Regions from separate parts of the Homo sapiens genome. Here regions 2 and 3 are each linked to region 1. Evidence: chromatin contacts called from ENCODE Hi-C or POLR2A ChIA-PET data. All regions are on one chromosome and are shown on one strand. Each heading gives the region's core, a stretch centred on a gene start or an enhancer-like site at or near the end of the contact. The rest is flanking DNA. Distances are from core to core; before and after follow the strand shown. Region 1 has its middle 110 kb from the start of LINC00702. Region 2 overlaps LINC02669 (long intergenic non-protein coding RNA 2669). Region 3 has its middle 50 kb from the start of AKR1E2.

The links. Hi-C counts contacts between places; a loop is a spot of excess contacts on that map. ChIA-PET counts read pairs that join two places held with the same protein, here RNA polymerase II (POLR2A). Pooled maps may share reads with other maps.
Region 2: a loop to region 1 is called in a map of naive thymus-derived CD4-positive, alpha-beta T cell, with 2.5 times the contacts of the local background. The contact joins two enhancer-like sites. A Hi-C loop is called at or near these places in 2 of 168 maps with a recorded cell type or tissue (endothelial cell of umbilical vein and naive thymus-derived CD4-positive, alpha-beta T cell) and 10 of 50 pooled maps. POLR2A ChIA-PET finds 5 or more read pairs at or near these places in 3 of 52 experiments (AG04450, activated CD4-positive, alpha-beta T cell and activated naive CD4-positive, alpha-beta T cell).
Region 3: a map of Calu3 shows a loop between it and region 1 (6-fold over the local background). The contact joins two enhancer-like sites. A Hi-C loop is called at or near these places in 2 of 168 maps with a recorded cell type or tissue (Calu3 and endothelial cell of umbilical vein) and 13 of 50 pooled maps.

What each region holds. Positions count from the first base shown.
Region 1 is chr10:4,130,135-4,133,540 of GRCh38, reverse strand. No RefSeq gene overlaps it. Among named protein-coding and RNA genes, the nearest start is that of LINC00702, 110 kb to the left of the region's middle. Within about 2 kb of position 1,825, at least 8 of the 41 ENCODE cell types and tissues checked have a DNase peak (open chromatin) inside an H3K27ac peak, as active enhancers do; they include endothelial cell of umbilical vein, where a contact is called at or near this core.
Region 2 is chr10:3,451,372-3,454,777 of GRCh38, reverse strand. The region is part of intron 3 of LINC02669 (long intergenic non-protein coding RNA 2669); the gene reads left to right. All of the region lies in intron 1 of LOC105376360 (a long non-coding RNA gene), which reads right to left. It overlaps LOC124902538 (a long non-coding RNA gene), which reads right to left. Exons shown (of 2, transcript XR_007062362.1): 1 at 2,089-3,406. Among named protein-coding and RNA genes, the nearest start is that of LINC02669, 50 kb to the left of the region's middle. RefSeq lists an enhancer at 1,879-2,516. Within about 2 kb of position 1,642, at least 4 of the 41 ENCODE cell types and tissues checked have a DNase peak (open chromatin) inside an H3K27ac peak, as active enhancers do; they include endothelial cell of umbilical vein, where a contact is called at or near this core.
Region 3 is chr10:4,774,371-4,777,776 of GRCh38, reverse strand. No RefSeq gene overlaps it. Among named protein-coding and RNA genes, the nearest start is that of AKR1E2, 50 kb to the left of the region's middle. Within about 2 kb of position 1,821, at least 3 of the 41 ENCODE cell types and tissues checked have a DNase peak (open chromatin) inside an H3K27ac peak, as active enhancers do.

The DNA of each region.
Region 1 (3,406 bases), core at 576-3,075:
CATTTAAAACATTGAATTTATTGACTAGCTTTGTGAGAAAAAGTTGAGTCATTTATTTAGTTTTTTATTTCTTCAGTGATGCATTCTTTTTTGTGACCTTCTGGTCCTTTAGTCCTTGTTACTCGCTTCAACAATGTCCTTCAATAGTTTGGATTACGAGAGGTGAGAAAAATAAGATAAGGATGAAAACAAGGTTTTAACCTTCCTACAGGACTACTTGCTACACAATGATGTTTTCATTGTGTAGGTATTAAAATATATGTATTTATACACATATATAGGAATTTTATGTTCAATTAATTATTAAACTCCTTGAAGGAGTAATACGGACTACGCATCTTTGTATTTTTCCATTCCTAGAGCTTGAGATGAGTACCCAATAAAGGTATTTGTCTTTATTGATCACTTGAAAACATTTAACTCACTTCTGTCCACCTGGTCTCAAAATTTAGCACACCACTCTAACTGATATGCCATGAAGACTGGTCACAGACAAAAGTGGGACTGTGTTTTGTTGATTTCCAAAGCCATTCGCCAGGAGCGCGGCCCCAGGAGCATTTTTCTCATCATGTGAATGCCACCGTTGTCAATCCACTCCATCCACAGGCAGACAGCAGCACAGCCAAGGTCAGGTGCAATGTGAGGGGGTCCCCACAGGGGTGATATCTACACATGACCGGACCTTTCATTAGAGGAATGAAGAAATTAGAAGACACTCAAAACTTAGAAGGACTTAGAAGTAATTTTATTGAGGCTGAAACAAAAATATCCTACAATTCTAAAAACAGTAAACTAGATGACATATTTTTCTGTTGCTTTTGAACAGAAAATGGGCTACTGTGTCAAAGAAAGTACAAGATTATTAGTGTCACCAAAACACAGAAGTGGAGAAGCATTTATCATTATTGGGTGTGTGCGTGTTGGTGAAGTTTGTGTGCACGTGTGTCTGTCTCACACAATCTGCATGTGTCTGTGTTGGTGTGTCTCTGTGTATGCCTGTGTCTCTGTGTATCTGCTTGTGCCTGTGTTGGTGTGTCTGTGTGTGTGTGTGCCTGTGTCTCTGTGTATCTCCTTGTATCTGTGTTGGTGTCTGTGCGTGTGTGTGTGTGTCTCTGTATCTGCTTGTGTCTATGTTGGTGTGTGTATATGTGCCTGTGTCTCTGTGTGTCTGTGTTGGTGTGTGTCTATGTGTGTGTGTCTGTGTCTCTGCATCTGCTTGTGTCTGTGTTGGTGTGTGTGTGTGTGTCTGTGTCTCTGTGCATCTCCTTGTGTGTGTGTGTGTGTCTGTGTCTGTGTTTCTGCTTGTGTCTGTGTTGGTGTATGTCTGTGTCTGTGCCTCTGTCTCTATCTCCATGTGTGTCTGCGAGTGTGTCTGTGTGTCCTCTATCTCTGTGTTGTCTCGCTGTATATGTCTGTGAGTGTGTGTGTGTCATCTGTATCTCTGTGTTGTCTCGCTGTGTGTGTCTGTGAGTGTCTGTGTTAGTGGGTGTGCTCAATTTGATACAAGTCATTTTATTTTGTGAAGATGTAAGTACTTCACTTTTCCTTTCCCAGTATCTGCAAATTTCAACTGAGATCTAATTTTATTGCTCAAAGTGAAACTGTTCTGACTAATATCTGATGCTTGATGTTAGCTATTCTCATTCTTGGAATTATTTAAAATTCCACTGAAAGTACAAACTTAAACTGAGATTTTTTTTTTTTTTTTTTTTTTTTTTTGAGGAACTCAAACATGCAGAATTGAGATCTGAAATCTGCTGGCTGGTGCAGATTATAGCCTAAGATAGGAAGTTGGGGTTTTGGTTGCTTTAATGGAGAGGAAATGACTCATGTCAATGCTAGTATGTAATAAAGCTCCTAAATTTAGCTTTCCTTTTAGTGTAAAACCTAATATTGATATAGTAATGTGAAACTTTATTTTACTAAACTACAATTTTCTTGCTGCCTCTTCCATCTGCCAGTCAATTATTACATCTTTCATTAAGATCATGTTAAGACATATTTAGTGTACATAAAAATGTCTTGAAAATCCCAGTTGACTTCACAGTACACGCTAACTTTGGAAGCGTTGTGCAACCAACTAAGTCCAAACAAAGGGCCCTGTGTCTATTTGAATTTTGAGACAAAACACAAAGTTCTCGGGGATTAGTATCATGATTAAATATATCCCTTGACACTTACAGAAAGTGTATATATGTTTACAGACAAAAGGTGTTTCAAAAGTAGAATTACTGTTATCGTTCCCATTTCTTATTGTTATTATTTGCCAGGATGTCATAAGGTACAGTAATAGGGGATGAAAACAAATCTTCGTGTAAAAATCATAACTTTGTACTCTTACTGGAAACTGGGGGAAAAAATGAAAGAGTCCAGGTAGGGATTTATAGAGAGAGCATTTACAAATTCTTTATGGATTTTCACTAAATGTTTACTAACTGCTCTGGACACGTATGCTGAGGTCTCTTCACAACAGTGCACCTGAGAAACACAAAGATTAAGAAAATAAGAGACCATTTTTATGTCAGAGCTTTTTTGCTCTTTGTAGTAATTTAGACGACCCAACCACAACCACAGGAGACTCCAGCAGGAACTACGTAGAATGAGGCAAAGGTGCTCTCTCTTTGAGGAAGGAAGGAAGGGGTTGGTTTTATGCCTCATGGGGTCTTATTACACAATAGACTCACACATGGTCTGCAAGTTTGGGGGAAAAGCTATACATATTTAAGAGGAGAGTGGAACGCATGTGCAATGGGTGAATGTGTATGTAACATACATCCCGTGTTCACTTTGGGGCAGGGTTTCAGCATTAAAATGAGGTGGGATTAGCCCTTTATGTCAACAGATGAACTGCAGGAAACAAAAACAGTTTGTGCACAGCCTCTATAAGCTGCTGAAGCTGCCTTCAAGTCTGCCATTGTTTATCAGAAAAGAATGTTTGTAAAGCTATCAGAATGGTAGTGGTCTGGGTTGCAAATCAGAGCTTTGAGGGGTCTGATAGCAACCATTGTGAGGGAGCTTAGCGAGTGTGGTTTGTTTTGTACCTGTGTAAATTTGGAAATTTGCCACACCAGCCAGGCTCTGAACCTTTGAGACATAGGTAACTCCGTTCCCTTTAGCTTAGGGTCCATGTTTGTCGATATAGGGGTGTCTATTTCGATCTCTCATATCACAGACATGATGATATTGTGGCAGCTGTACCACATCCCTGCCACAGAAGCAGCTGTTCTATCAAGACAAGGACCTGCCATCCCTGCCGCTGCATTGGTTAGAATAAGTCAGTCACAGGTCTCACCACTCTAGAGGAGGCCACCACTCTAGGATGGGATTCCTGCGGTCGCTTCTCAGCGTCTCTCACCATCTAGACAGCACAAGTCATAGGGGCATGGAGCCCCCGATCGCAGGTCTG
Region 2 (3,406 bases), core at 393-2,892, 680 kb after region 1:
CTAAAAGCATCCATCCAATGGCATCAAATATTTATGGGTGTAAACTTTGAATGAAAGATCTCAAGTCACTTTGAAATGTTTTAAGTGAATAATTAAATTTTAAAGCAACCACTGTGCCGGCGCGGTCGCTCACGCCTGTAATCTAGCACTTTGGGAGGCCGAGGCAGGCGGATTGCCTGAGCTCAGGAGTTTGAGACTAGCCTGGGCAACATGGCTAAACCCCATCTCTACTAAAAAAGTAGCTGGGCGTGGTAGCTCGCACCTGTAATCCCAGATACTCGGGAGGCTGAGGCACGAGAATCGCTTGAACCTGGGAGGCGGAGGTTGCAGTGAGCCAAGATAGTGCCACTGCACTCCAGCCTGGGCAACAGAGTGAGACTCTGTCTCAAAAAAGTAAAAATAAAATAAAATAAAACAACCGCTGGAAGGCCTGGTGCTGTGAGTGGCACCGTCGTTGCAAGGACCACACTTGGGCCTGTTTCTGCCGCTTGGTCATGAGACAGAACAGAATCCATTGGGGATGTTATGGAGAAGGACAACGTGGCTAAACTGAAGGAAGAATTTTCTCTTTTTTTCTTTTTCTTTCTTTCTTTTTTTTTTTTTTTTTTAGAGACGGAGTTTCTCTCCTATAGCCCAGGCTGGAGTGCAATGGCATGATCTCGGCTCACTGCAACCTCTGCCTCCCGGGTTCAAGAGATTCTTCCGCCTCAGCCTCCCAAGTAGCTGGGATTATGGGTGCCCGCCACCACGCCCTGCTAATTTTTGTATCTTTAATAAAGACAGGGTTTCACTATGTTGGTCAGGCTGATCTTGAACTCCTGACCTCATGACCTGCCCGCCTCGGCCTCCCAAAGTGCTGATATTACAGGCATGAGCCACCAAGCCCAGCTGAATTTTCTATTAACCCTGACTGAGCAGCAATAAATAGGCCACCAGTAATAGAGAACATCAGGTTAGCTGAATGGACAGCTGTCAGCAGCAGAAAGAAGGTTTTTAATTGAGGAGGAAGTTAAATTACATTCACTTAAAGGTTACATTCAGTTCTGATATTTTGATGCATGTTTTACAAAATATTGTATTCTACGGCAAGAGTTATTGCTCTCTACACTTTCCTTGGGAGGAATTACATCATGGTCCACTGTCCCCAAGAAAAACCCTTGAGGAGATACAGGCTTCAGAGTTCTTCTTTTCTTTTTCAATCTTCAAAATATGGTATATTCACCATATTTTTCCACAGGACCCTAAGCAGGGCTAGAGCAGTCATCTATTTGTAAAATACGTTAATACTTCTGTACTAATTGTATACATATTCAGAATAAAGGACTTAGAAAGCTTGTCATCAATATTGTATAAATCTGCTCACTTTTTGCTGCCATATGTATTTTGGTGTCAGTTCTACAAATATGACTTTGTTTTCAGACTTTTCCTGATTTTAGAATTTGCACATGAGAAATCATATCTTAGATTTTAGAATCAGCCATTACCAAGGTTTAACTCTGGCCCCATCTGCTAAAAGACATGTCCTTGAGCAAACGATTTCATCAGTTTCTCTTTAGCATGTTACGATGGGGGTTAGAAAAGGCTGAGCGGCATGTCCCTGTGTGATAGTACATTCCAAACCTATGACTGGAAATAAAAAGCGTTGTATTTTCACTGAGGTCAGAGAAAAACATCAGAGCTTACTAGAAGATGCGTGCCCTCCTTCCTAGAGTAAAAGCTCTTTGAAGTAGCATTTGTATGTTTTTGTGTTTGCAGCCAGTACTCTATACTCTAATTTTCTAAAATTAAATTGAATTACAGTGAGGAAAGAGAAATTCGGTGAAGAGATGAAAAGACTCCTGAGTCATTCTGAAGGCTTCTCTGGAAGGAAGCCCTAGAATTCACTTTTGCAGTGCTTTCAGAAGAGGATGAAATCAGCCCCTTCCAGCCTCAATCGTCCTGCCCCACAGAAGGCCTTGGGGATAATAGCCCTGAGGTCCCTTCTTTTCCTGTATTCTTAAGAATTCACAGTTCTTTTTGGAGAGGAAGATGGCAAATTAATAATAATAATGATAGTAATGTAACAATAATAATAAAACAAAGACCTACCTTAGAGTTGTCAATTAAACAGTACCAATATATAGCTCAGGTAGTTTGTGTTTGATAAGATGATTCACTTTGCACCAGGTTTGAGAATATCCTGTTGTACTTCTTTGCAAATTCTTTTCTGAAACAGGATGTTTTCATTGTCTTACAATTGCTGCTATAGAAAAGAAAGGCCCTGATTTGAAATAGGCTGGTAACCCCTACTGGGAGAAAGCAGTAGTCCCTGTGTCAAAGCCTTTCCTCAAAACGAAAGTCATGTTGCTTTTGGGATGAATTCCGGGGGCTGAAGGCCTGCTGTAGCTCCCTGTAAATCAGACTTCCTGGCTAGATTAAGCACTCAACAATGCTGAACAGACCGCAAATGTTATTGCAAGCAAAATCCTATTTTAATCTGCCCTCCTGACTCTTGGAATGTTAAATTCAACTGCAACTTGGAAAGTTCCATCCCTTTGATCTCCCATCGAAGTGGGCTTATTTTTGAAGTAAAAGCTGCTTACTTTGGGATTTGACGTCTTTAAAAGTACTTTTTTTAAGTCAAATACGTTAAGCATCCTCTCTGATTCATGAAAAGGCAGTTTTTCTTTCCCTTGGGATGCTGTATTTATATGAAGGCATGGGAGGCAGGGAAGAACAATGTGGAATGTGTGAGTTTGTAAGATGTTCACATTCCCAAAATAAATGGGATCTGCTGCTTTAAGGGTAGTAGGCAGTGTGGGTAGGTGCCCGGTGCAATTGACCTCCTTGCTAGAAAATCACAGATCATTAGCACTGGCAGTGACTCTGTTATGTTTACAACCCATTGCAAAACAGCAGTGAAAACAAAGCAGTGTGGGTGAAACACAGAATCTATCATCTATCACGCTTTGCCTAGTAAAGCTCTGTAAGTGCTGGCATCTTTGCTGAGAACCCAGACAAGCCCTCTTCTGTTTGGGCATAGGATAGTTCTGACCTAGAAATGACCACCTAGAAACAGGCAGAACCAGAACATGGTATTTAGAGGAAAGAGGAGGAGGGAGGAGGAATCGGCTTAGCAATGACCCACAAGTATTCAAAGGGTGTCCTACACAATGCTGTGTGGCACCCTTGGCCAGACTGCAGGTGCCTTCAAGCTGAAGGCTTTATCAAGATAGATGGACAGGTTCTTCAGGCCCAGTGGAGCTTTACAGGGAGGTGCAGGGAGGAAGAGAAGTTCTGAGATCCTGCTGCAACCTGCCCACCACTCTTCATTCCTGCCGATCATGGGTAGTTAGGGTATGTGACCATGCCCTCCATTCAACCTTGTAAGATTAAGCTCTTTCTCTACAATGTGACTCAACTCATA
Region 3 (3,406 bases), core at 572-3,071, 640 kb before region 1:
ACTGTTGATGTTAGCTTTGAACACCTGGTAAGGTAGGGTTTTTCAGGGGTTTCCATGACAAAGTGTCCGATTTTGTCCACTTTTCCACTCTGTATTCTTAGAAAGGGAAGTCATGGCTGGACGCGGTGGCCCAGGCCTGTAACCCCAGCACTTTGGGAGGCCGAGGCGGGCGGATCATGAAGTCAGGAGATCGAGACCATCCTGGCTAACACGGTGAAACCCTGTCTCTACTAAAAATACAAAAAATTAGCCGGGCATGGTGGCGGGTGCCTGTAGTCCCAGCTATAGCCTGGGTGACAGAGCAAGACTCTGTCTCAAAAAAAAAATAAATAAATAAATAAAAAATAAAGGGAAGTCACTATGTAGCCATTGCCACACTTAAGAAGTAGGGAGTCCTGTTCCAACTTTCTGATGGCAGAATATCTACAATGATTATTACGAATTATTTTGCATGAGAGATATGTCTATTCTTCTTGTTAATTGTTAATATTTACTTGTTAATTCATTCAGCTGTTGATATCAGTATGGATTCATAAATATTTATTTTATATTTTGGGTTATGACCCAATAGTATGTGCTTTATTTACTTTACTTATTTAAGTTTTTCCGTCTCTGGCCATTGGGAGCCCTTTCAGTTCTCTCTTGGGTTCTTCCAACATACTCATAGCATTGTGGGTTTGTTGTTCTTTTGTTTGTTTTTAAACTTTCTGACCTTCTGGCACTACAGTGATGCTAGGGCTTATCTTGTAAATTACCTGGACCAGTCCTGGACTCAGACATTTCTTCAGTAAGTCCTGGTTCCTTCCACTGGAAGATGGTATTAGAAACCAAGATCTAGGTGCTAGGTATGGAGGCTGCTATTGGTGGGTCATTGCTTCTAGGTCCTCTCAGTTGACACAGCACAGAAATGCAGGTGTGTACACTATCCCATGTATGTACGTGTGTCTGTAAATGTAATATTTTAATATATAAACATGTGTTTACCAAAACTGAATTAATAACATGAAGCTGTGTGCAAGTTCATACTGAGGCCTCCACCTCAACTCATAAGGATCATTGTAGCTGGCTCCTCTTCACTATCTATAACGTCCCACTCCTGAAATGAACACCAGGGTGGCAGCAGCTACCATCGATATACTTAACTGCTCAATATAAGTTTACATGCATAGTGGTTTCCCTAGTGGGAATCAACTTTATCAGCCAGACTGCAGGACTTAGGGACAGTCCCTTACAGACAAGTCTCATTTCAAAAATTACTCAGATCAGCACCTCTTTCCTCCATCCCCTTCAGGGAGGTTGTTTTATGCATTTTTAATATAGTTAAGTAAGACTTTTTCGTCAGATGTATTCTATGCTGGGCTCCCCTGACCTCCTAACTGATTTATTTTAAGCTTACATGCAGCAAGGTTTTACTCTTTGAGCTGTAATTTTCTGTGGGTTTTGACAACGACATGGTGTCATGTACTTATCATTACAGTACCATAAAGTTTCACTGCCCTGAAAATCCCCACACACTTCACCTACTCTTTTATTCTCTAACTCTGCCCTCTTTCTGACCATGTCTTATCTTTTTACAACCTCTATAGTTTTGCCCTTTCCAGAATGTCATAGAAATGGAATGGCACACTATGCAGTCTTTTCAGACTGGCACCTTTCACTTGGCAAGAAGCACTGAAGATTCACCCATGTCTGTGTAAGGCTCTGTGACTCATTCCTTTTTATTGTTGAGAAGTATTCCATGGTGAACCACAGTCTGTGTATCCATTCAAGTACTGAAGGACGTATTGGTTAATTTCTGTCTTGGGAAATTATGAATAAAGCTGCCATACATACTTGCTTGCAGGGTTTGGTCTAAACATACTTTTCAGATCAGTTGTGTCAATACTTAGGGGCATGACTACTGGGTCATATGGAAGACTATGATTAGTTTTATAAGAAACTGCTTAACTGTCTTCCAGTGTCTGCGACATTTTGTAGTCACCAACAATGAGCAAGAGTTCTGCCGGCTCTGCTTTCCTGCCAGGCATTGCTATTTTGGTGGGTTTAAGAATAACAATAGATGTGTAGTGAGTTTTGCCACTAGTTTAATTTATATTTCCACAATGACATATAATATTGAGCATCTTCGTCTTTTCGTGTGATACTTTTACCCTTGCTGAGGTATTCGTTCAAATTTGCCCATTTCTTTTCTTTTTTCTTTTTTCTTTTAACAGACTCTTGCTCTGTCGCCCAGGCTGGAGTGCAGTGGTGTGATCTCAGCTCACTCCAACCTCGACCTCCCTGGTTCAAGCAATTCCCCTGCCTCAGCCGCCTGAGTAGCTGGGATTACAGGAGCATGCCACCATGCCTGGCTAATTATTTATTTATTTATTTATTTATTTATTTTTAGTAGAGACGGGGTTTCACCATGTTGGCCAGACTGGTCTCAAACTCCTGACCTCAGGCAATCCATCCGCCTCGACTTCCCCAAATGCTGGGATTACAGGCATGAGCCACCATGCCCAGCCCCATTTCTTAATTGAGGCATTAGTTTTCTTATTGTTGAATTTTAAGAGTGTCGTATATATTAGAGTCAAGTGTTTTTATCACATATGTGTTTTGCAAATAGTTACTCATTTTCTTGGGCTTCCATTTTTATTCTGTTAAATGCCATTTGCAGAGCAGACATTTTTAATTTTAATAATGCCTGACCTATGAATCTTTTTTTGAGTGTGAATGGATCATGCTTTTGGAGCTGTATTTAGAAACTTTTATCAAACAGAAGGTCAGGTAGATTTTCTGCATTTTCTTTCAGAAGTTTTGCACCTTTGTATTTTACATTTATGTTTATGCATCATTTTGAGTTAATTGGTATTTTAATTTTTTATTTCCATAGGTTATTGGAGAACAGGTGGTATTTGATTACATCAGTTTTTTAGTGGTTATTTGTGAGATTTTGGTGCACCCATCACCCAAGCAGTATACACTTCACCCAATTTGCAGTTTTTTATCCCTCACTTCCTTCTCATCCTTTTCCCCTGAGTCCTCAAAGTCCATTATGTCATTCTTATGCTTTTATATCCCATTTTGAGTTAATTTTTGTGAAAATTGTACAGTCTGTGTCTAGGTTTTTTTTTTTGGAAATAGGTGTGCAACCGTTCCAACATAATTTGTTTAAAAAGCCTGTGTCTTCATTGAATTACCTTTAGGCCAACATAAAGAATTAAGTGAATGTGTTTGGATCTATTGCTTGGCTTCATATTCTGTTCATTGATGAATGTGTTTATTCTGTTTTTGAAACCACGCTGTCTTGATTACAATAAACTTTATAGCGAATCTTGAAATTGGATGATTTGAATCTTCTAACTTCATTCTTCTTCATTAGAGGACAATTCTAGATTTTTTGCATTTCTTCATACTTTTGAAT